Linked DNA regions of Homo sapiens: regions 1, 3, 4, 5, 6 and 7 are each linked to region 2. The links are chromatin contacts, found by Hi-C or POLR2A ChIA-PET in ENCODE. All regions are on one chromosome and are shown on one strand. Each heading gives the region's core, a stretch centred on a gene start or an enhancer-like site at or near the end of the contact. The rest is flanking DNA. Distances are from core to core; before and after follow the strand shown.

Region 1 (2,700 bases), core at 1-2,500, 1.4 Mb before region 2:
GAGAAATTGAAATTGCCCACCTCTTTCCTGGAAAACTCATGAATAATCCACCCTTGTTTAGCACATCATCAAGCAATAAATACAAGTATCCCTAGTCCAGCAGCCCAAGCTGCTGCTCTAACAATGGAGTACCCATTGTTTCTTTACTTTCTTAATACACTTGCTTTGGCTTTGCACTGTGCTCTCCCATGGATTTTTTCTTGCGTGAGCTCTAAGAACTCTCTCTTGGGGTCGGATCCGGACCCCTTTCTGGTAACAGAAGCACTGCTTCACGAAGATCATGCAGGTCAGTACTTAATAAGTACAAAAAAGTCTATAGCGACACTATTTATAATTTTAAAAATGATTGAAGTCAATTAACATTTAAGTGTTAAAAAGAAAGTAAACAACCCAAATATACACAAACAGTAGACTGCTCTGGCTTGCATACAGAGAGGTCCATTGCCCTTTTGGGTGGGCCTAAGAAGCACTTCTGGGGAGAGGGGGCGTCAGGCTGTGATGGCTGCGGGAGGAGTGACTCCTCCCAGGATGAGGGTCTCCATCCTCCCAGTGCTCACTCAAGTTCAGTATTTCCAAGTCCTTCCAGGGGCGTAACGCACGTCAGAACGGCCATTAGTGTCACAGATACGTGTCCCCTTGCATTTCCAGGAAATGCCCTTGGTTGGCGAACTACAGTCGTGACAGTCGGGCCACAGGGCGTTTTGTGAGTTATCGTCTTGGGCAAATGAGTGCCAAAAAAAAAAAAAAAAAAAGACCTGAAGGTGAACAGCATAGCGGCAGGGTTTGGGATGAGAGGAGCCCCTTTGCTAGCAACGGCGAGCACTTGCGCGGTACCAGCAAGGGCTGCCCATGTCTCGGAGGGAAACGTTTGTGTGAGCGCAGGAATGACCCGGAAGACCTTGGCACGGCTGCAGTTTTCTGGGAAATGTAATTTCTTGGTCCGGGCGCCATGGCCCTTATAAGTAGAGGGTGTCCCTTGGTTTCGAGTTGTATCGTTCACCAGAGGACGACTGTGTGCCCCAGGACAATTTGCGCATGGTCCTAGCTGGCCGGCTCTAGGTCGACGGCCCCAGGCGGTTAAGCTACTTACAAAGCCGTGACCGGTTTGCCCGCGGCGCACCAGGTCCGCGCAGCCGCAGAGACCCTTGGGAAGTGTGGTCTTCGGGTGCCGGCGGTTCGCGGCTTCCGGGACATTTGTACCGCAGGGGGAGGATTCTGGGAAATGTGGTTCGCCGTGGGCGGTGCACTGGGTCAGTCCCGCGATAGCTTCAGGCCTGGCGGCGGCTTCCAAGCTAAGGAACGGTTTGGGGCAGTGTCGTTCCCGGAGGTCGGCCGCCGTTACCCGCTCACCAGCTACGCGGCGCGTCAGGTCCGCGGAGGCGCGGGCTCGGGGCGCCTGCGGGACGGTGAGGCCCTGCTGAGGACTCCGGCAAGTGTGGGTCGCGGCGACGGCGGGGCTAAGGCCCTGGGTCCGCGCGCGGTTTGACCACGGCCGGGGCCTTGGGCATTTCCTGGCCTTCCTGTTGAGCCGTGTAAACGCGGGGTGATGACGGCGCCGACCTCTTGGCACTGTTGTGAGAGCGAAGTGGGCGCGAGAGCAGACGCCAGCTACAGTTTTTTTTGGGTTATGTCGTCATGAAGCCGGCGCTTTCAGTTGTGCAACCTTGAACAAATGGGTTCAGTATCTCGGAATTTCAGTTTTGTCTTCATTTTAAAAAATAAATCTGGTTTAGAACTCGACCTCAAGCGATCCGCCCGCCTCCGCCTTCCGAAGTGCTGGGATTAAAGGCGTAAGCCACCGCACCAGCCTAACGAACATGGCGAAACGCCGTCTCTACTAAAAATACAAAAAAAAATTAGCTGGGCGTGGTGGCACGTGTCTATAATCCCAGCTATTCGAGAGGTTGAGGTAGGAGAATCGCTTCAACCCGGGAGGCAGAGGTTGCAGTGAGTCGAGGTCGCTCCATTGCACTCCAGCCTGGAGACAGAACGAGACTCCGTCTCAAAAAAAAAAAAAAAAAAATCTGGAATAATATGAATGCACACCTTGCAAAGTGGTGAAGACTGAACGAGCTGATAAAGTTGTTACCGTTGTTTTATGAGTCTTTTGTATACAGAATAATTGATTTTCCCCGCAGGTGGCACCTGGTAAATAGCCCTTGCGGAGAAACACCCTGTTCCTTCCCAGGGAGAGATTGACGCTCCGGCGAGTGATTACCAGTGTGCTTTTCCATTAAGGTGTGTGACAGGTGCCGCAAGATAAGCCCGATTTTTCATGACTGCTTTTTCCTGCCTTTCTGTGCCCTCAGGACACTGCCCATCTCTAAGATAAGAACCTGGAAAGGGGACTCTGTTGGCCATTGGAAATTGCAGAATAATGTCTCAGGTAAGTCGGTGTGTCCCCAAATCTTCCTGAAACACTTTATTAGGCCTCTGTGTGTTTGCTTTGCTTCTCCTGCCTGTTCCCACCTAATCAAGTCCATTTAAGGGACTAGATCTATGGTTCCTTTCACTATAGGAAGAATGGAGCCCACAGGAGAGCTCCAAGGTATTGTCCTCATCACCCAGTGTTCCTCTTTTCTACAGTTTTCTGCTAGAAGACTTTCTAGATTGCCAACATTTTAAAACTGTAATTCACAATGCAACTTTGGAATGTAAGGTTATTCGGTTTATGGTTGTCAAAACTGTACCATGTGGTCT
Region 2 (2,700 bases), core at 199-2,698:
CCCGCGCACTGTGTGACTGGAAGAACACAGCCTCCTTGTGGCCGCACCTGAGAGGGTAGGGGCTCGGTCACCGGAGGCTTCACACCCTTCCCTCCTCCCTTCGCCCAGTGAGGAGACGAGCCTCACTTTACCTCCCCAGTACCAGCTGAACGCTCACTTTTGGCACGGGTGGTCCTCGGTCCGCGGCAACGTGGGGTCCTGGGACACGTCGGCGATAATCTGGGTCAGTTCGCTGCAGGGACGCGGGGGTGCAAAATTACGCTCAGACCCAGCCTCCAGAGCCAACACCCCCGCCCCCAGCTCAGGGCCCGCCACTCACTCCACTTCGTGCGTGATCTTGTTGACATAGATGCAGCTGTTGTCGGCCTCCTGCTGGTAATCACAGTTCCGGCACTACGAGAGGGCGAGTGTGGGGGAAAGGGGGTCACGGAAGGATTCCAGACAAGATTGGGAGGAGAGGGCAGGGTGATCCCGGAGGATATGACGACAGGACTCTCTTTGGGGATGGGCAGGACATGAGAGTCAGGATCACTTGAGGTGCAGCGGAGGGCGAACAGGGAGTCCGATCACAGAGGCAGGGGGCAGGGCGGGGCCACGCTGGGAACAGGTGGACCTGCCGGGGAAGACCCCGGCGCTCACCGCGTAGAGCAGAATGCGGTTCTCCTTGTCTTCCTTGGGGTACAGCATGTTGTTACTGTGGGGAGGGGGAGGTGCCAGGGGTTAGTTCTGGAGCCATTCCTCGCCCGCCTTCTAACATCACCCGCTCCCTCCGCCTCACCATTCCTGGCAGAAGCGAATACCCACGAAGCCCGGCTCGTAAGTCCCGTCGGGCTCCATGGCGACGCGCAGCCCGCGCAGCCCTCCCAGCCTTCCGCGCTTGCTCCGCCGCGCTACAGGTCGCGGGAGGGGCCAGGCCTAGGTGCTTCGCCAAAAGAGGGCGGAGCTGCGCACACGTGCTGGCTCCCCGCCGCCTCGGGCTCGGCTCTCTCCGCGCAGAGGTTTCATGGCTTGCTTCAATCTTTTGATATCTTAGAGTAATTGCTTCCAATTTTTGGGCATCGCCGCCTCAGTTTACAGAATAGTATGGATCTGGTGCCAGAGCCGGGAAAACGATGCGCATCGTAAACCGCAAAACACTGAGCATCCAGGACAGAAGCCAAGGCGCTTGGCTTGGTTGAAGGCCAGTGCGCATGCGCGAGTTTACCCTTCGCGGACTGGGCGAGCTCTTGCCACTCCTACCTCCGGGCTTCAGTCTTCGCCGCCTGTTCTGGTCCTTTCCCGGGCCGCTATTGGAAGAACCGTGAACTATGGAAGGCCCCTCTGGATTGGCTGGGCTGGCCCAAGAGTAAGGAGAGCCCTCTTCCTGGCGGTGGGGAAGGGACGGCGGCGATTGGCGGACGCTCCTGGCAGGAGAGCGCGGATTGGTCAGGCACGGAGCAGGAGGCGGGGCTGATAGCCCAGCAGCAGCAGCGGCGGCGGCGGCTGCGGAGCGGGTGTGAGGCGGCTGGACCGCGCTGCAGGCATCCGCAGGGCGCGGCAAGATGGAGGTGACGGGGGTGTCGGCACCCACGGTGACCGTTTTCATCAGCAGCTCCCTCAACACCTTCCGCTCCGAGAAGCGATACAGCCGCAGCCTCACCATCGCTGAGTTCAAGGTGTGGCCATGGGGGCGGGGTCCGGAGGGGCGGGGCGAAGAAATTGGGGGGTTCCCGGAAGGGGGAGGCTGGGAGGGGCCGGGGAGTGACTGGGCGGGCCCGGAGGTGATCCCAGGCTGCGGAGGCTGGGGACCCGGTCGCGGCGGGGCGGGTCCGGAGAGAACTCGAGAGTGCAGAGATGAGGGCCGGGTCCAGCGAAAAATCCGACGGTCCAGAGGGCGGGGGCAAGAGGCGAGGGGCTGGATTGCGGCCCCGTGCGTCCTGACTGGGGGGTCTTTTGGAGGAAAAGGGACGTGGCGATGGTCATTGATGCAAGGGGCGGGGCCTCCGTGGCCTCCTTCTTCTCACCCTGCCTCCTCCTCACAGTGTAAACTGGAGTTGCTGGTGGGCAGCCCTGCTTCCTGCATGGAACTGGAGCTGTATGGAGTTGACGACAAGTTCTACAGCAAGCTGGATCAAGAGGATGCGCTCCTGGGCTCCTACCCTGTAGATGACGGCTGCCGCATCCACGTGAGGACTCTCTATCTGGGACACTCCCCCACCCCACCTTTCATTTGGTTATTCAACAGACACTTGCTGGGCTTTGCCCTCAGTCATACCCGAGATAGGTCCTGCCTTCGTGGAGCCTCCAGTGCAGCCTGACGAGAGACAGACCCATCATTAGACAGGGACAGCCTAGAGTGGTCTGGGCTGGGATCAGGAAATCCCAGGGGACTGGAGCCACCAAGAAGAGGTGCCTGACTCCACCTGGGAGAATCAGAGAGGGCTTCCTGGAGGAAGGGATGTCTGAGCTGAGGGATGAGGAAAGGGTGACTTAAGAGAAAGAGGTGGAAAGGAGGGAGCAGGGTGTACAGAGGCCTAGAATGTGAGGTAGGTCACAGTGAGCGACCAGGCTGGACAGCTTGGGAGAAACCAGAACACAGGATCTCTTTGTGCATCCACTCAGTACATCCTTTCTGTCTTTTTTTGAGACAGAGTCTCACTCTGTCACCCAACCTGGAATGGAGTGCAGTGGCACTATCGGGCTCACTGCAGCCTTCACCTC
Region 3 (2,700 bases), core at 135-2,634, 1.8 Mb after region 2:
GTATATTTCTCTTAGCTAGTATTGCTCTACATTGTTGTAGTCTGGTGGTGGCCTGATATCCCTACTGGACTGAAAACTCCCTGAAGGTAGGAGTCCAGTCTGTCTGGATTTCTCTTGTGTCTCCATAATCACCCAACCTGACATGGAATAGGTGGTTAATCCATTTTTGTTGAATGAGTGGAAAAATGTGCTCTCCCAGGAAGAAACATATGCTTCCCAGCTTCAAGTGTTAGTGAACATCTTCCTAGAAGGCAGGCTGAGGCGGAAAGGGTATTGACTCCGGCTTCTCCACCAGAGGACCTTGCAATTCCAGTCAATTCCCTCGGTAACTCTTATGGAGGAGTGGCAATATACCTTAAAAAAGGAGTGTGTGTTGCGGGGTATTCCGCTGCTTGGTTATGTCACCAGGTGGATTAAATTTGGACAAAATTTCCCAAGGTGTAGGTACTCTACAAACACTAGTTACCCTCAGGAATGTGCGATCAACAAAAGAATGCAAGATAACAAGGCCCCTAGGCAGCCCCTGGGTCTTGTGGCTCCCGTCGAAGGCAGAGCTCTGGAGCCGCCTACGCCGGGGACAGGCGACTACACCTGGGGCCCCTCACCCTCGGGCCTCCTGCACGTGGCAGGGAAGGCAGGGCGTCTCTATCTCAAAGCATTGGCTGCGCCTGTTACCTGCGACAGGATTCCCGACAAGGGACGGGTACGGCGTGTGCACTCAGGAGCTCCTAGAGCTAGGGGCAGCAACTAAGAAGCTACCTGGCGGATGTTGCGAGAGGACTCCGCCCACAGAACGGTTGGCCCCCAACCCCGCAGCCGGCGGACTTCCCGAGGCCAGGGGTCTGAACGCGCGTGCGCATGGGCGCGCGCCCGGCGCGAGAACGCGCGCGCGCTCTCGAAAGAAAAAAAAAAAAAATCCTCTCCGCGGGGTCCCGCGGCAATTTAGGCCGGGGTCTGCCGACGACCGCGCGTGCGCGGGCGTGCATCTACGCCCTCCTCCACCGCCCCCTCCGCTGGGGGTCTAGCGCACTGCTCCGCTTCCCCCGTTTCCCCCGGGCTAGCGTCCTAGGGGTAAGTGACTCGAGCCTGGCAGAGAGTGAGGGAGAGGTTCCGCCGAATGAAGGGAGGAGGTAGACGGGGCCAGGAGAAAGGAGAAACCGCCCCGGCGGGGCGAAGAGCGCGGCTCTCGAGCTGTAGTCTGCAGGAGACACACCTCCCTCCCTCACGCCCCTCGGGGCTGCGGAAGTGCTCTACAGACTGGAGCTGCACGAAGGCGACCAGCGGACTACCGTTCCTAGGAGGCAGCGCGGCGGTGCGCCTACGGCTCCCGGCAGCCCCCGCGCGCCATTCTCTTTTTGAGTTCGCGGCCGGCTAGGGCGAAACTACAGTTCCCAGGAGGACTCGCGCGAAGCGGCTTGGAAGTGGGCAGCCTGGAAGTCACTCGGGCCACCGGAGCTGGCGGCGTCTCCAGCGAGCGGCGCGGAGCTGGACGCCGCGATCGTGGGGCCCGCGAGGCGGGCAGCCGGGGCGTCCAGGTACGTGGCTCCGGGTGCAGGATCGGCCTCGCGCAAGGGTGGCGGGGAATCGGTGGCTGCCCGGACCCCGAGGGTCAGCGCGGGCGGACGGCCGGGTGTGGGTACTGGCCGTGGGGGGCGGCGGCGCCGGGACTCGCGCCCTCCGGACCCAGCCGGACTCGTGCCCGCATGGCTCAACTTTCCAGGCGTGCACCCCGGCGCTGTGGTGAAGAGCTTGGAGGCGGGGAGCGGTGGATTCGCGTCCCGGCTGTGCCACTCGGGAGCCGCGATCTGGGAAAACCGCGCCGAACCTCAATTTCCCCTGCAGTAAAACGGAGTAGGAGAGCATCTTGGCGGAGACTCTGTTGAGATAATATAATAAAACATTTGGCACATAGGAGGCACTTACTACGTATTTGGGTTATTGTTAGCTCTCCGAAAAATGAGGTGAAGATGTTATCGATTGCATAGGGTGAGGATTAGTTGAGCGTGTGCATGTAAAGAGGTGAGTCCTTAGTTAGCACCCAATGCAGGCTAGCTGCTGTTAACCGAGATTATTTTGTTAAGAGCGTTGGTTTGGAAGGCAGAGAGACCCCAGGTTCAAATTTGAACATTTACCAGCTGTGTGACTTTGGGCAACTGGCTTCACCTCTCTGTGCCTTGGTTTCCCTATCTATAAAATGGGGATTTAAATAGCAACCACTTCGTCGAGTTGTTTTCAGGATGCAGTGAGAATACCATGTGTAAAGTGCTTAGCACAGCAGCTGGCATATAACGCTCAGTAAATGGTACCATTTATTCAGCGTTTTCCTAGTGGCCCAGAGACCCTCTGAGGGTGGGGCTCTGGCCGTAGTATTGGTCACCCCCGAGGGCCAGATTCAGAACTGGTCCAGTTGACTTCCCTTCCTACTACCTCAGGTTCCTCATTTACAAAATGGGATAATAACAAGATCACTCTCAAAGGGTTGTAAGGATTTGCTGAGATTGTATTTCTAGTCCAGCGCCATCTCTCACTAAGTAGCAGCTCTTATGTATTATAATTGTTCTTCAATATTCTCCATCTGGCCCAGAGACTGCCTGACTGTGGGCTGTGACATGACAGCCCTGAGCTCCCCCACACATTTGCTCCCATCCTCAGTGTCCCATCTGTGGAATGGTAGTCATAGGACTTTTGTGCCAGGATTGT
Region 4 (2,700 bases), core at 196-2,695, 1.1 Mb before region 2:
GGTGAGTTAGAAGAACAGCGGGTAGGCTGGATGGGGGGTGTGAGCCAGGGGGAGATGAGGAGCTGAAGTCAGAGAGCTGACAGGGGCCTTGGGTGCCAAGGTGAGGACTTTGCTTTTACCTGGAGTGAGGTACAGCTGGGGCAGGGCTCTGAGCCAGGAGGGTAGTTAACTGACTCAGGTGGTCCCAGGCTCTCTCTGGCTGCAGGTGAGAACAGACAGTAGGGGCAGGGATGGGAGCAGGGAGATCAGGCAGGAGAGGATGGAGGCTGGGCCAGGGCGTGGGCAGCGGAGGAAGAAGAGTTTAGAATGGAGCGATTGATTTTATACGTGGAGCCCACAGTTTGTGACGGATTGGATGTGGTGTGAAGGAAAAGAGAGGGTCAGAAAAGACTCTGAAGTTCTGGGCCTGCCATTCATCAAAATGGAGAAGTCAGGTGGGCTTCTTTTGCAGGAGGAGGGGAAGGGTTGATGGAGAGGGTTGGGAAGGGAGTTTTTTCAAAAGAGGCGGGGACAGCGTACCCTGGAGAGCGCTGGGGAGCCACAGCCCCGGAGCTGTGAGGTGGGACTCGCATTTCTGTGTGGTTGGGCCAGGAGTCCAGGACACCACCTGACTCTGACCTCTTGCAGACGGGGCGGGGGAGGGGGGACGCAGGTTATGGCGTCAGAGCAGGATCGAATCCAACTCTGCCGCCTACCTACCAGGTGACCCCAACAAGTCACTTCCCATCTTAGAGGCCGGGCTTCTCCTTCCGTAAAAGGACTGATTTTGCCCGTTCCTGCGCTGTCCCCGGGAAAAGCCCTTACCACCGAGTTAGTGGGACTCCCAGCACTGGGGTGATGAGCGCAAGGTCTCAGCACAGATAAGAGCCAGGGAGGCTGGATTCTGACTTGGTACTTGGCCTGGCTGACCAAAACTGGGAAGTCCCTAGAAACGGAGGCACCGGACCTCCTGGGACCAGGAACCCGGGCTCAGAGACTGGGAGAGGGAAGGAGGAGGCGGCCAACCGGCCCCACCCCTTCCCGCCAGCTTCAGGCCCCCTCCCCCATACATACACCTCGGTTTCCCAGCATCTCCAGTCCTCCCCCACCTTCGCCCCGGCTCTCAGGTTCCTCCCTGGGAGGTCCAGGAGCTTCTGGCCAGGGGCATAGTAGTTGCTAGGGACCCTTTTCTAGGTACTAGGGGAGGGGGCTCCCCAACCTGCGGGCAGGCAGCTGCCTCCACGATGTTTGGTTTTAATAAAGTCTCTTTGTTTCCTTCTCTGTCTCTCTGCCCCTCTGCTTTCCCTTCTCTGTCCAGTCCCTCTCTCCCCGGCTTCTCCCTCCTTCTAGGCCTCTGCGGCCCCTCCCCGCCTTCCCTCCCGGGCTGGGGGCGGCGCCGTGACGCGGCGGGGCGGGGGAAGGAAGGGGGTGTCGCTGACGCCGCGGCGGCCTCCGGCGGCTCCGGCCTTTTGTGCGGGCGGTTGGGTCGGGTGGGGGCGGCGGCCGCGGAAGGCCAGGCCGGTGCCCTGCGGGGACGCCCAGCGCAGCCCAGCCCCGCGCAGCCCAGCCCTGCCCTGCCCTGCCCTGCCCTGCGCCCGGGGCGCGCCCACCGCGCCGCATCCATGTTCGAGTAAGGACCGGGCGACTAGAGCTCAGGGACCGGGCGCGCGGGGGAGGCCACCGGAGGGAGGGGGCGCCGCGGGCTTGGGGAGGGGGCGGAGCGGCCGCTGCAGAGGTCGGGGGCCTCTGCACATGGCTCTGGCCGGGGCGATCGGGGTGGGGGCGGGGCAGGGGGCCCCCGGGCGAGGGGTGCAGCTGGGGAGTGGGGCGCGGACGCAGGGCAGGGCCCGGGGTCTGGGTCGCCACTGCCGGCCCGCGACGCACTGGGTTGCGGGGTTTGGCTGGGGGCCCGCGGGTTCATCTGGCGGGGAGGGCCCTCAGGCCTGGCAACCCCCTGCCTGGTAAGCCAGGGGTGAGCGCGAGGCCGAACTGGGGCTCCGGCCTGGGATGGAGACAGGATCGGGACCAGCCCAGGCCCACAGGCCGCGGAGCCCTGGGCGCGCCGGGAGTAGGCAGCCCCCTCCTGCCTGGGCCCCCTCCCACCGTCCTTGGCTGTTGCGGGTCTCGGGGCTGCCGGGGGTGGGGGCTTCCTGCGTCTCTCCAGGACCGCGTGCTTGAGGTCATGGAGGGCGGGGGGTCCTGTGTGCTCGGAATTGACTTCTTACTCCCCTTCCGGTCCAGGTGGGCGCATGTGCTTCCGACTGTGAATTGTCTTGCAAGTGTGTGTACGTGTGTCTGGGGCTGCTAGCCTGCAGCAGCTTTGGGCCTCTGATAGAGTTCCTGCGTGTAACTTAACCACTAATTCTGACCGCGGCTCTGTGTGTCACTGTAAGTTACCTGTGTGTGTCTGGGGCTCCAAATCTGTGGCTGTGAGCAGCTGGTTGTGTGCGTGTTGTGTCTCATTCCATCTGTAGCTCCCTGTGCAAATATAAATTACCCCTGTGTGTCTGAGTGTGACGTTGGAGTGTTTGTACATGTGTCTGGAGTTACCGTGTGTAGCAGCTCTGATCCTTCTTGGGCTGTGTGTGTTTTACCATTAATTCTATCTGTAGCTCCAAGCGTTGCTGTAAGTTACCAGTGTGCGTCCCATTGTGACTTAGTGGTGTGTGTACAAGTGTGCCTGGGGCTCTGGGTTCTACCATGACCCTCTGTGCCTGCATA
Region 5 (2,700 bases), core at 139-2,638, 1.6 Mb after region 2:
CCAAGGCTGCAGGCGCGTAATTTCATACACACGACCAGAAGGAAGTATGTTGGATGGAACCTGCAATCATCCTTCACTGCAGGTTCTTGGGGTCAGAATTCAAGGCCGTGTTTGTTAAACATGTAAATGAAACTCCAAGAACCGGGAGGTGGGGGCGGAGTAACAACCCTTTTCAGGAGGGAATCCTACACTCGAAACTGACAAACCCTGCCAGACCAAATTTTAGTCAGGCTACTACACCTTCAGCTAGGCCCATCTGTACACTTCACTGTAAAATCTGGCTATAGCAAAGAACTATTCTAAGTCAGTTTAGCAAGACCCTTTCGCCTCCGTATCTTCATCCTCCACCGTCCCCCAGGTCTCTCTCTCCAGAAATAATCCTGTTAGGTGCGTTTAGTCAGAATCTTCCTTAACCCAGACATTTCCTCTTAGTAATTTCTCATCCAGTGATCCCTAACCTTCTTGGCTATAAATTCCCACTTGTTCATGCTGAATTCGGAGTTGAGCCCAATGTCTGTTACCCACTGCAAAATCTCACAGCCGGGATCCCAATACCTACCACCATGGTCCTGAATAAAGGGTTCTTTGCATGCTTTAACAAGTGTCACTGAATACTTTTTTATTTAACAGAATCTATCATACCTTTCTTAAGGGCAATTACTCTTCTAAGCTTCTCATCCTATCTGTTTCTTCTCACTGGAAATCTTCATCTAAGACTCAGTATCTGATTTCCCATTGGGACCATTTCTCTGTTGTAGTCGTACTAGGCTGAGGAAGGCACAGGAAGCAGCAGGGAACCTGGAGCCAAGGGTCAATAGACCCCACAGAGCCCAGCGAAGCACGCTTTACAAAGGACACACACGGCATGTACAGGTCACACAAGGTCGACTACGCACCCCTCACAGTCCCGCAACTGCACCCACGTCACACAGGCAAGCCGGTCCTGTCGCCGCTGCGCGGTCTCTCACGCTCCCCGCCTGTCTCCTAGAGACGGGCCCCTCCTCCGCAGCTCCAGCACCCTAGGGCCTGAGGAGGCGGGAGACTCGCCCGGCCCGCCTGGGGGCCTCCGCGCTCTGAGCGCCTCCTGCAGCCCCACTCTCACCGCCACGCAGGGTACCACGCGGGCGGCGGGCTGGGGCTGCAGAGGCTCCCGCAGTGACCTGCGCCGCCTTCTTCAGGTGGAACCAAAAGGTCCCGGAACCGGAGCCAGGGGTCCAAGTTTTCTCCGTTGCCTTTGTAATATGTAGTCCAAGCCAGAACAGTCAGGACCGCAGGTACCGGTGAGAAATGGAGTCCAGAATCCTAAAAACCTACGAGAAATACGGCAGCGACCACTTGGACCGCGCCTCCCACCCACCGCTCGAGCCCCGGAGACTTCTGGGAGTGGCCGCCTTGCCTCGAGTGCGCATGCGCAGATCGGCCACTACTGGGCCCCTGGCCTGAGGCTTAGGGTGGAGTTAGTGCGTTCTTAGGGCCAGTAGGAGGCGAGTCTGAGTAGAAACTGATCCAGGTAGCCTCGGAAGGGATCACCTGCTGGATGGGTGTGAGCTCCTCAGGGTGGGGCGCCGAAACCCTCATGGCTCCTGAGGTAGAGCCGGCCTCCTTGGTAACACATGGGACTGGGACTTTTAATACCACCCGACAGGCCCAGCTTGTCTCGTCAAGCGCTAAGTAAATGGACTCACGTCCTATATGAGGGTTTGAAGTTCCATCACATTCTTCAATACATGACATTATGTTCTTCATCTTTGGACACGAATATATTTGACTAAAAATTTGACTAAAAAATCATCTGAAGAAATAACTGCTAAATAGTTTTATTATTTTTGTTCTGGAATAGGCTTCTTGAAGATAAAATAAGAAATTTAAAAAATTTTTTTGATCCTTCATGTAATACTTTGTAAATCTTCATAGTTATTTAGAAGCATCCAAAATTTCCAAATGGTAAAAAACGAATAAGAAAAATTTTTAGGTAAGTAAATTTGGGGGAAATATTTACAACAGCTAAAACGGACAAATATTTAATAGTCCGAATTTCCTGTTTCTTTGGCTTAATAAAATATTGATGAATACAGGCTGGGCACGGTGGCTCACGCCTTTAATCCCAGCATTTTCGGAGGCCAAGGCAGGAGGATCAGTTGAGGCCAGAAGTTCAAAACCAGCCTAAGAAACATAGTGAGACACCCCTCTCCTCCTCCCAAACTCTACCAAAAATGAAAGTTAGCCTGGTGTGGTGGCACACGCCTGTGGGCCCAGCTATTCCAAAGACAAAGGTAGGAGGATCAGTTGAGCCCGGAAGTTCAGGCTTCAGTGAGGTATGATGGTGTCACCGCACTCTGGCCTGAGCAACAGAGCAAGACCTTGTCTCAAAAAATAAATAAGTAAAATTAATTTAAAAATAAAAAATATTTGTCTATACCCTAAGAGGAAAAGGAACAAAACTAAAAAATCACCATTCAAAAATACAAATAGTCAAGGAAAAAAAACTATTAAAGTTACAATTTAAGAACTTATTGATCACTTTTTCTTCTCTTAATTAGTTCTTGGATTTGTTGCTCCTGAATCTCCTGAATAATCTCTCAGAAATACCACACATAGATCAATGGATTAAATTGACTCCACATATTATTTTCTTTTTCTTTTTTCTCTTTTTGAGACGGAGTTTTGCTCTAGTTGCCCAGGCTGGAGTGCAATGGCACG
Region 6 (2,700 bases), core at 22-2,521, 1.5 Mb after region 2:
TCAATTCCACTTAATCTAGGCTCGAAATTCTTAACCACTACACTACACCTCCCTCAGTCGATCCAAGATATACCCAAAATAAACTCATGCTGCCAGACCTCAAACCACATCTGGCTGGTACCAAAAACTTCCACTCATGAATTTCCTGGAAAAAAAGAAATCTCCACTCCTACCCCAGAACCATTAAACATATCTAAACCCTAAAAAACAAATAAAAACAAAGTATGAACATTAATCTCCAGCACGGGTATTTCCATATCATCAAGATCCTTAGAAAAACAGCGCTCACAGAGTAATTGAATTTGCAGCCTACAGTTAACTAACCATGTGTCTAACTATAGAACAGCATGAAGTGGGCACTAACAACGGGAAATCTATTAATTAGGTCCCCTGCCGTTAACTAGGTAGGGAAATCCTAAGGCCCAAATCAATGAATAAATAGATCATTCCTAAGCAGGATTTTAAACGGAAGGAACTCGAATGCATTTCACAGAAACAAAGCAGCAGCACGAACTCACAGGGAACCGGCTTTTAGAAGAGCAGCAGCGATTCGTTTCTCCTTCTCAAGCGCCTTCTCTGGAAACTGGCAGGGCTGGGGAAGCAGGCAGAGTTCAGGACACCCCAGGCTTTTCTTGACTCGATTGGAACCCACCCTCCACGCTTCCCTGGCCCCAACTAACCGCCACCTGCATGCACAAATGGAAACGACAGGGCAGAGGGTCAGCAGTCACCCGCGTCTGGGTTCGCAGCTCCGGGTACGCTGTAGTTCCGCACCCGGTTGCCCACGCCCGGGACCACCCACTGTGTCTTTTCGGAACTGTCCAGCGTGTCCTCCTAGACCCCAGACACCCACCCCAAATCTAGGTCCCAGCGTTTTGCAGGGGACCTTCATCCTGGGGCGTTCACCTCTGACTTCCCTCTTGGGCCTTTTCGCTACGGCCGAGCCTAAGTGGCTGAAGCGCGGACGAGGATGCGCGGGGCCTCGGTCTCCAACTGCACCACAGGCCGCACCCACGAACCTGGTCCGGCACAGTTACTACCGCCCGGGCCTCCAGGCCTCAGGGCTGCAGAAGCTCAGTCCCGGGAAAAAAAGCACACCGGCCTGAGGCTCCACAGGAACCTTTTCTCCACCTTGGCCCGGCCTGCAAAACCTGGCCCACTCCGCGCTCTTTTCCCTCAGAAAAGCAGCGGCCACAGTGGCGCCCGGCTCCCAGCCCCAGCCTCACCCGACTCAGAGGATAGCCCAGCCCTGGGAGTCAGCGGCGCCAGAATACGGGAGAGCGCCTGTCTCCGTCGCGAATGCGCTAGCGCGCGGGGGGGCGGAGGCAAGTCCCGCAGCTGCTCCGGGCCGGGAGGGGCGCGTGGGGCCGGGTCTCGGCGGGGATAGTCGGGCCGGGGAGACGGAGCCAGAGGGGCCGCAGTGTCCCTCGCCTCAGGCCTCTACCTGTAATGGCCGCCCCGTGACTGACCAGTGCCATTAAAGATAATCCAGGCCTGCTCCCCTGTGGACACTGCGGTCCAAAATTTAAAAAAACAATATTCCGCCTTTTTATTTTTCATTTGGTTCTCGGCTCGGAGACAGGCGGAGGCTGCGAGCCCCGCCCCGCCCCCAGCGACGCCTCACCGGAACCTTTGGAAATCGGCTTCTGCCTCGAGTGCGCAAGCGCGCGGGGGGCGAACGCTGGGGCCCTTCAGGGAGCAAGGGAGAAGTGTGGGGCCGCACCTGCCGAGGGGTCGGGAGGTTTGGAGGAGGGTGGAGGTTGGCTACAGGATCCCGATGGGGATGGAGTGTTCAAATCTAGGCCTGTAGCCGTGACCCTGGCGTGAGTTGGATGGAGGAAACCCCAGTATCGCGAGCCTGGACCAAGGCGCGGCGCGTGCTGCCTGTGGTGTTTGCTGAGTGACGGCCGCCGCGCCCCCGCGTACCTGGACCGAGTGCCTGGCCGCTGGCGGAGTAGTGTTTCCGTGCACGGGGCTGCTGCGTGCGCGTGTGCCGTTCTCTAGCGGGGGATTAGGATGGTGCCGCAGAGAAGGCTGCGCGGTGGTGCCTGACTCTGACGCTGGCTGTAGCGGGTCTCTGGGGTCTTTGCGGTTTGTGTCTGCGTTTGTGACGTACCTGACATCGGATCTGTGACTGTGGCTCTGCCTCATCCAGCGTTATTTCCAGAATCCTTCTGATAGGGCAGCGCTTCTGGTTCTGGTTTTCCATGGAGACGGTTTGTGGGTCCCTATGAAACTGAGTGTTGGGATTTTGATTATCTGCATCTGGCCCTTGTGTGCCCTCAGGACTGTGGTGTTAGGCAAGTAAAATAATTGCAGGAAAAAAAATTGGAAAGGAATAAGGTTGCTATTACTTCCAAATGATGGAATTGTAGGACTGTGTCAGAAAATTGAATAGGACACCATGAAACGGGAGGGAGAGGCATTTTATTTTCTTCCATACCTGGTCTTGGAATATTCTAACAAATGAGATTTGTTTTTTCCCCTTTGTTCCTGGATGAACTCTTGGATAAATTCAATGTCTCCAAGCATTCTTGGATAGTAAGTTTCTTTGATCTTTAGTTGAAAGATCAGCCTCATTTTCGTAGCTAAAAATACCTTTAGTAATAAAAATGTTCATTGTAATACTTCATTTAAAATATTTAAAACTTTCTTCTTTCTCCTTGATCTCTTCCAGATATCTCAAGTTTTGGTTAAGTG
Region 7 (2,700 bases), core at 43-2,542, 1.7 Mb after region 2:
TCATGAGGTCAGGAGTTCGAGACCAGCCTGGCCAAGATGGTGGGATTACAAGCATGCACCATCACGCCAGACTAATTTTTGTATTTTTAGTAGTGATGGGGTTTCGTCATGTTGGCCAGGCTGGTCTCGAACTCCTGACCTCAAGTGATCCGTCCGCCTTGGCCTCCTAAAATGGTGCGATTACAGGCGTGAGCCACCACACCCGGCCAAATATGAGAACGTTAATGAGATTCAGCTCAATGGCTCCCAACATCTACTGGAAAGAAAGCAGATTGGTATTAGGACATTCAGACACATTTCAGATGAAGTAAAACATACTCTAAAACCAGTAACCTTAGGAAAGAAAAAAGCCAACTAGCCTAAACATTGAGTTTTAGATGTGAAAGAATTTTTTTCCTCCTCATTAGAGTCCTTTTGAGGAATAGCAGGACCAGGGAGGGAGAAAAAAATCATGAGTTATCAGGCCTTTCCTTGAAGCACGGAATGCCTCCTTACACAATACCCTCCACGCCTTCCCTGTTCACACACTTTAACACATGGAGGTAGGAGAGAGGCTGGAATCTGGGTATGAGTTCACAGCAGGTTCCTGGGGTCAGAGCTCTGGGAAAGACGAGGTTCTGAGACAGGTAGCTCGCTCTCAGAGCTCACAAAGAAATAACCTCCCAGGCGTTTCCAATCTCACAGCAAGTCAATGCCTTCTTGCTGGAAAACTTGATGTAGAGTTCAGTATCCAACTTCCCTCTTGCAGACATTTTTTGTGTGTGTCAGCCGCAAGCAGCTGTGAGGAGGGAGGAGAGAAGCAGCAGCCGGGAACCTACAGCCAAGACTCAAAGTGACACCGCAGTGCCACCGCAATCAACGTACATGAAAAGGACAAGCACCTCATATCCCCGTCACGCAAGCACAGCCACTCACTCACCTGTCACAGCCTCACAACCGCACCCACCGTCAAGGAGGCACATCCCAGCCTCTCACACGCAGTTTCTCTGTCACACACTCTCAAACATTCCCCATCTGACATATACAACATTCTCTCACGTGCGCACTCAAATACCCTCCTCTGCTGTTCATGCACCCACGGGCCTGAGATTCCGATAACAACTGGCCGTCCACACTAGAGGCTTCCACGGTTAAAGGGCTTCCTCCACCACCCCGGCTGGTTTAGGTTGGGCTCCAACGTAACTTGATTGCCCAGAGCCCTCCCTGCGAGTACTCTGTGCCTGTTATATACTGAAATGAGTTCAACCCACCTTGCAAAAGAACCACGCGAAAACGGAAGGGAAGCCATAGATTGGGTGTTCCCGTTGCCCTCTGGGAAATGTAGTTTAAGCCTAAAGCTCCATGACCGCGGTGGCTTGTGGGAAAAGTGGCTCGGAACCCCAAATCCCGGTTAGATTGCAGGCACCGCCGGACGCTGGCTCCCGGAGGTTTTAGTTTTCCCTCTACCAGGAGTGTGAAGACACAGAGACTTATTGCGCTGGCGAAGATGGCTGAGGCGAAGGCGTGTCCGACTTGTCCTCGGAGTTCTGAGGGTTTCAGTGACCCCAGAAGGCTGAGAAGTGGAATCCGAACTCGAGGCTGCCCGAAGCCTCGGGCTGTTTGAGTGTAGAGCCGGTAGGGGAGGGCTTTCAAAGTGTGGCCGCGAGGGCGAGCGTGGGGGATCGGTTATGAGCTCCCGAGGGCGGGGACTCTGCTCTGTGTCCCCTGAGGAAGTCCAGTCTTGTTATAAGGTATGAGAAAAGTAACTTTTTAAAAATGGACAAATAATAATTGTATGTTTTATATACTGATAGGGTACAATATGCTGTTTTGATCTATGTTTACAATGCGAAATGATTAAATCAAGCTAATTAAATCCATCACCTCACTTTTTTGTGGTGAAAACATTTAAAATCTACTTTTAGCAATTTTGAAACATGCAACACATTATTTATGTAGTTGCTATTCTATGCAATCGATTAACAAAGTTTATTTCTCCTGACTAACTGAAATTTTGTACTGTTTTAATTAACATCTCCCTTTTCCCCATTTTTCAGTCTCTGGTAAACACCATTCTTTGCCTCTTAAGAGTTAGACTTTTTTAGATTCCACAAATACCACTTATGTGGTATTTGGTATTTATCTTTCTGTTACTGGCTTCTCTCACTTAGCATAATGTCCTCCTGGTTTATCCATGTTGTCACAGATGACAGAATTTTCCTTGTTTTATTTTTATTTTTTATTTATTTTTTAAAAATCTATTTACTTATTATTATTTTTTGAAACGGAGTTTCGCTCTTGTCACCCAGGCTGGAGTGCAGTGGCACAGTCTCAGCTCACTGCAACCTCTGCCTCCCCTGTTCAAGCGATTCTTGTGTCTCAGCCTCCCAAGTAGCTGGGATTATAGGCATGCGCCACCACGTCGGCTAATTTTTGTATTTTTAGCAGTGACAGGGTTTCACCATGTTGATCTGGCTGGTCTCGAACTCCTGACCTCAGGTGATCCACCCACCTTGGCCTCACAAAATGCTGCATTTACAGGCGCGAGCCACTGTGCCCGGCCGATTTTCCTCTTCTTAAAAAGTGAATAGTATTCCTTTATATATACATATATATATGTGTATAAGGTTATATACATAATATATATAATATGTAACATTTTCTTTATCCACTTATAACATGCTGGACACCTAGGTTGCTTCCGTATCCAATGCAGAATAA

Evidence for each region. Hi-C counts contacts between places; a loop is a spot of excess contacts on that map. ChIA-PET counts read pairs that join two places held with the same protein, here RNA polymerase II (POLR2A). Pooled maps may share reads with other maps.
Region 1: a pooled map shows a loop between it and region 2 (18-fold over the local background). The contact joins the promoter of ZNF302 here to the promoter of TBCB in region 2. A Hi-C loop is called at or near these places in 1 of 37 single-sample maps with no recorded cell type and 9 of 50 pooled maps. POLR2A ChIA-PET finds 5 or more read pairs at or near these places in 1 of 52 experiments (HEK293).
Region 3: a map of CD4-positive, alpha-beta T cell shows a loop between it and region 2 (10-fold over the local background). The contact joins the promoter of SIPA1L3 here to the promoter of TBCB in region 2. A Hi-C loop is called at or near these places in 2 of 168 maps with a recorded cell type or tissue (CD4-positive, alpha-beta T cell and naive thymus-derived CD4-positive, alpha-beta T cell) and 7 of 50 pooled maps. POLR2A ChIA-PET finds 5 or more read pairs at or near these places in 2 of 52 experiments (Caco-2 and naive thymus-derived CD8-positive, alpha-beta T cell).
Region 4: a pooled map shows a loop between it and region 2 (14-fold over the local background). The contact joins the promoter of GRAMD1A here to the promoter of TBCB in region 2. A Hi-C loop is called at or near these places in 7 of 50 pooled maps. POLR2A ChIA-PET finds 5 or more read pairs at or near these places in 2 of 52 experiments (A549 and GM12878).
Region 5: a pooled map shows a loop between it and region 2 (8-fold over the local background). The contact joins the promoter of ZNF607 here to the promoter of TBCB in region 2. A Hi-C loop is called at or near these places in 2 of 37 single-sample maps with no recorded cell type and 2 of 50 pooled maps.
Region 6: a pooled map shows a loop between it and region 2 (28-fold over the local background). The contact joins the promoter of ZFP30 here to the promoter of TBCB in region 2. A Hi-C loop is called at or near these places in 2 of 37 single-sample maps with no recorded cell type and 11 of 50 pooled maps. POLR2A ChIA-PET finds 5 or more read pairs at or near these places in 1 of 52 experiments (GM10248).
Region 7: a pooled map shows a loop between it and region 2 (20-fold over the local background). The contact joins the promoter of ZNF573 here to the promoter of TBCB in region 2. A Hi-C loop is called at or near these places in 1 of 168 maps with a recorded cell type or tissue (MCF 10A) and 9 of 50 pooled maps. POLR2A ChIA-PET finds 5 or more read pairs at or near these places in 3 of 52 experiments (CD8-positive, alpha-beta memory T cell, K562 and PC-9).

Annotation. Positions count from the first base shown.
Region 1 is chr19:34,676,428-34,679,127 of GRCh38, forward strand. It overlaps ZNF302 (zinc finger protein 302), which reads left to right and starts at 1,251. Exons shown (of 5, transcript NM_001289187.2): 1 at 1,251-1,676; 2 at 2,310-2,386. The coding sequence starts at 2,378. It overlaps SCGB2B2 (secretoglobin family 2B member 2), which reads right to left and starts at 732. Exons shown (of 4, transcript NM_001025591.4): 1 at 1-732. It also overlaps the pseudogene ZNF807P and the pseudogene SCGB1B2P. RefSeq lists enhancers at 223-1,120, 780-879, 930-989, 1,121-2,017 and a silencer at 1,440-1,499.
Region 2 is chr19:36,114,020-36,116,719 of GRCh38, forward strand. TBCB (tubulin folding cofactor B) reads left to right here and starts at 1,449. Exons shown (of 6, transcript NM_001281.3): 1 at 1,449-1,655; 2 at 2,022-2,165. The coding sequence starts at 1,542. It overlaps POLR2I (RNA polymerase II subunit I), which reads right to left and starts at 856. Exons shown (of 6, transcript NM_006233.5): 1 at 779-856; 2 at 640-694; 3 at 320-393; 4 at 158-232; 5 at 1-47. The coding sequence starts at 837. RefSeq lists enhancers at 1-351, 370-499, 2,090-2,179 and a silencer at 1,690-1,779.
Region 3 is chr19:37,905,824-37,908,523 of GRCh38, forward strand. It overlaps SIPA1L3 (signal induced proliferation associated 1 like 3), which reads left to right and starts at 1,385. Exons shown (of 22, transcript NM_015073.3): 1 at 1,385-1,535. It overlaps WDR87 (WD repeat domain 87), which reads right to left and starts at 771. Exons shown (of 6, transcript NM_001291088.2): 1 at 676-771. RefSeq lists a silencer at 1,497-1,736 and an enhancer at 2,037-2,096.
Region 4 is chr19:34,998,878-35,001,577 of GRCh38, forward strand. GRAMD1A (GRAM domain containing 1A) reads left to right here and starts at 1,446. Exons shown (of 20, transcript NM_020895.5): 1 at 1,446-1,609. The coding sequence starts at 1,602. RefSeq lists silencers at 1,281-1,660, 1,931-2,060.
Region 5 is chr19:37,718,373-37,721,072 of GRCh38, forward strand. It overlaps ZNF607 (zinc finger protein 607), which reads right to left and starts at 1,389. Exons shown (of 5, transcript NM_032689.5): 1 at 897-1,389. RefSeq lists silencers at 891-980, 1,041-1,150.
Region 6 is chr19:37,654,194-37,656,893 of GRCh38, forward strand. ZFP30 (ZFP30 zinc finger protein) reads right to left here and starts at 1,272. Exons shown (of 6, transcript NM_001320669.3): 1 at 1,227-1,272; 2 at 519-686. RefSeq lists a silencer at 1,228-1,417 and enhancers at 1,441-2,428, 1,828-1,877.
Region 7 is chr19:37,778,294-37,780,993 of GRCh38, forward strand. It overlaps ZNF573 (zinc finger protein 573), which reads right to left and starts at 1,293. Exons shown (of 5, transcript NM_001172690.2): 1 at 1,251-1,293. RefSeq lists enhancers at 781-1,444, 1,236-1,530, 1,237-1,586, 1,445-2,107.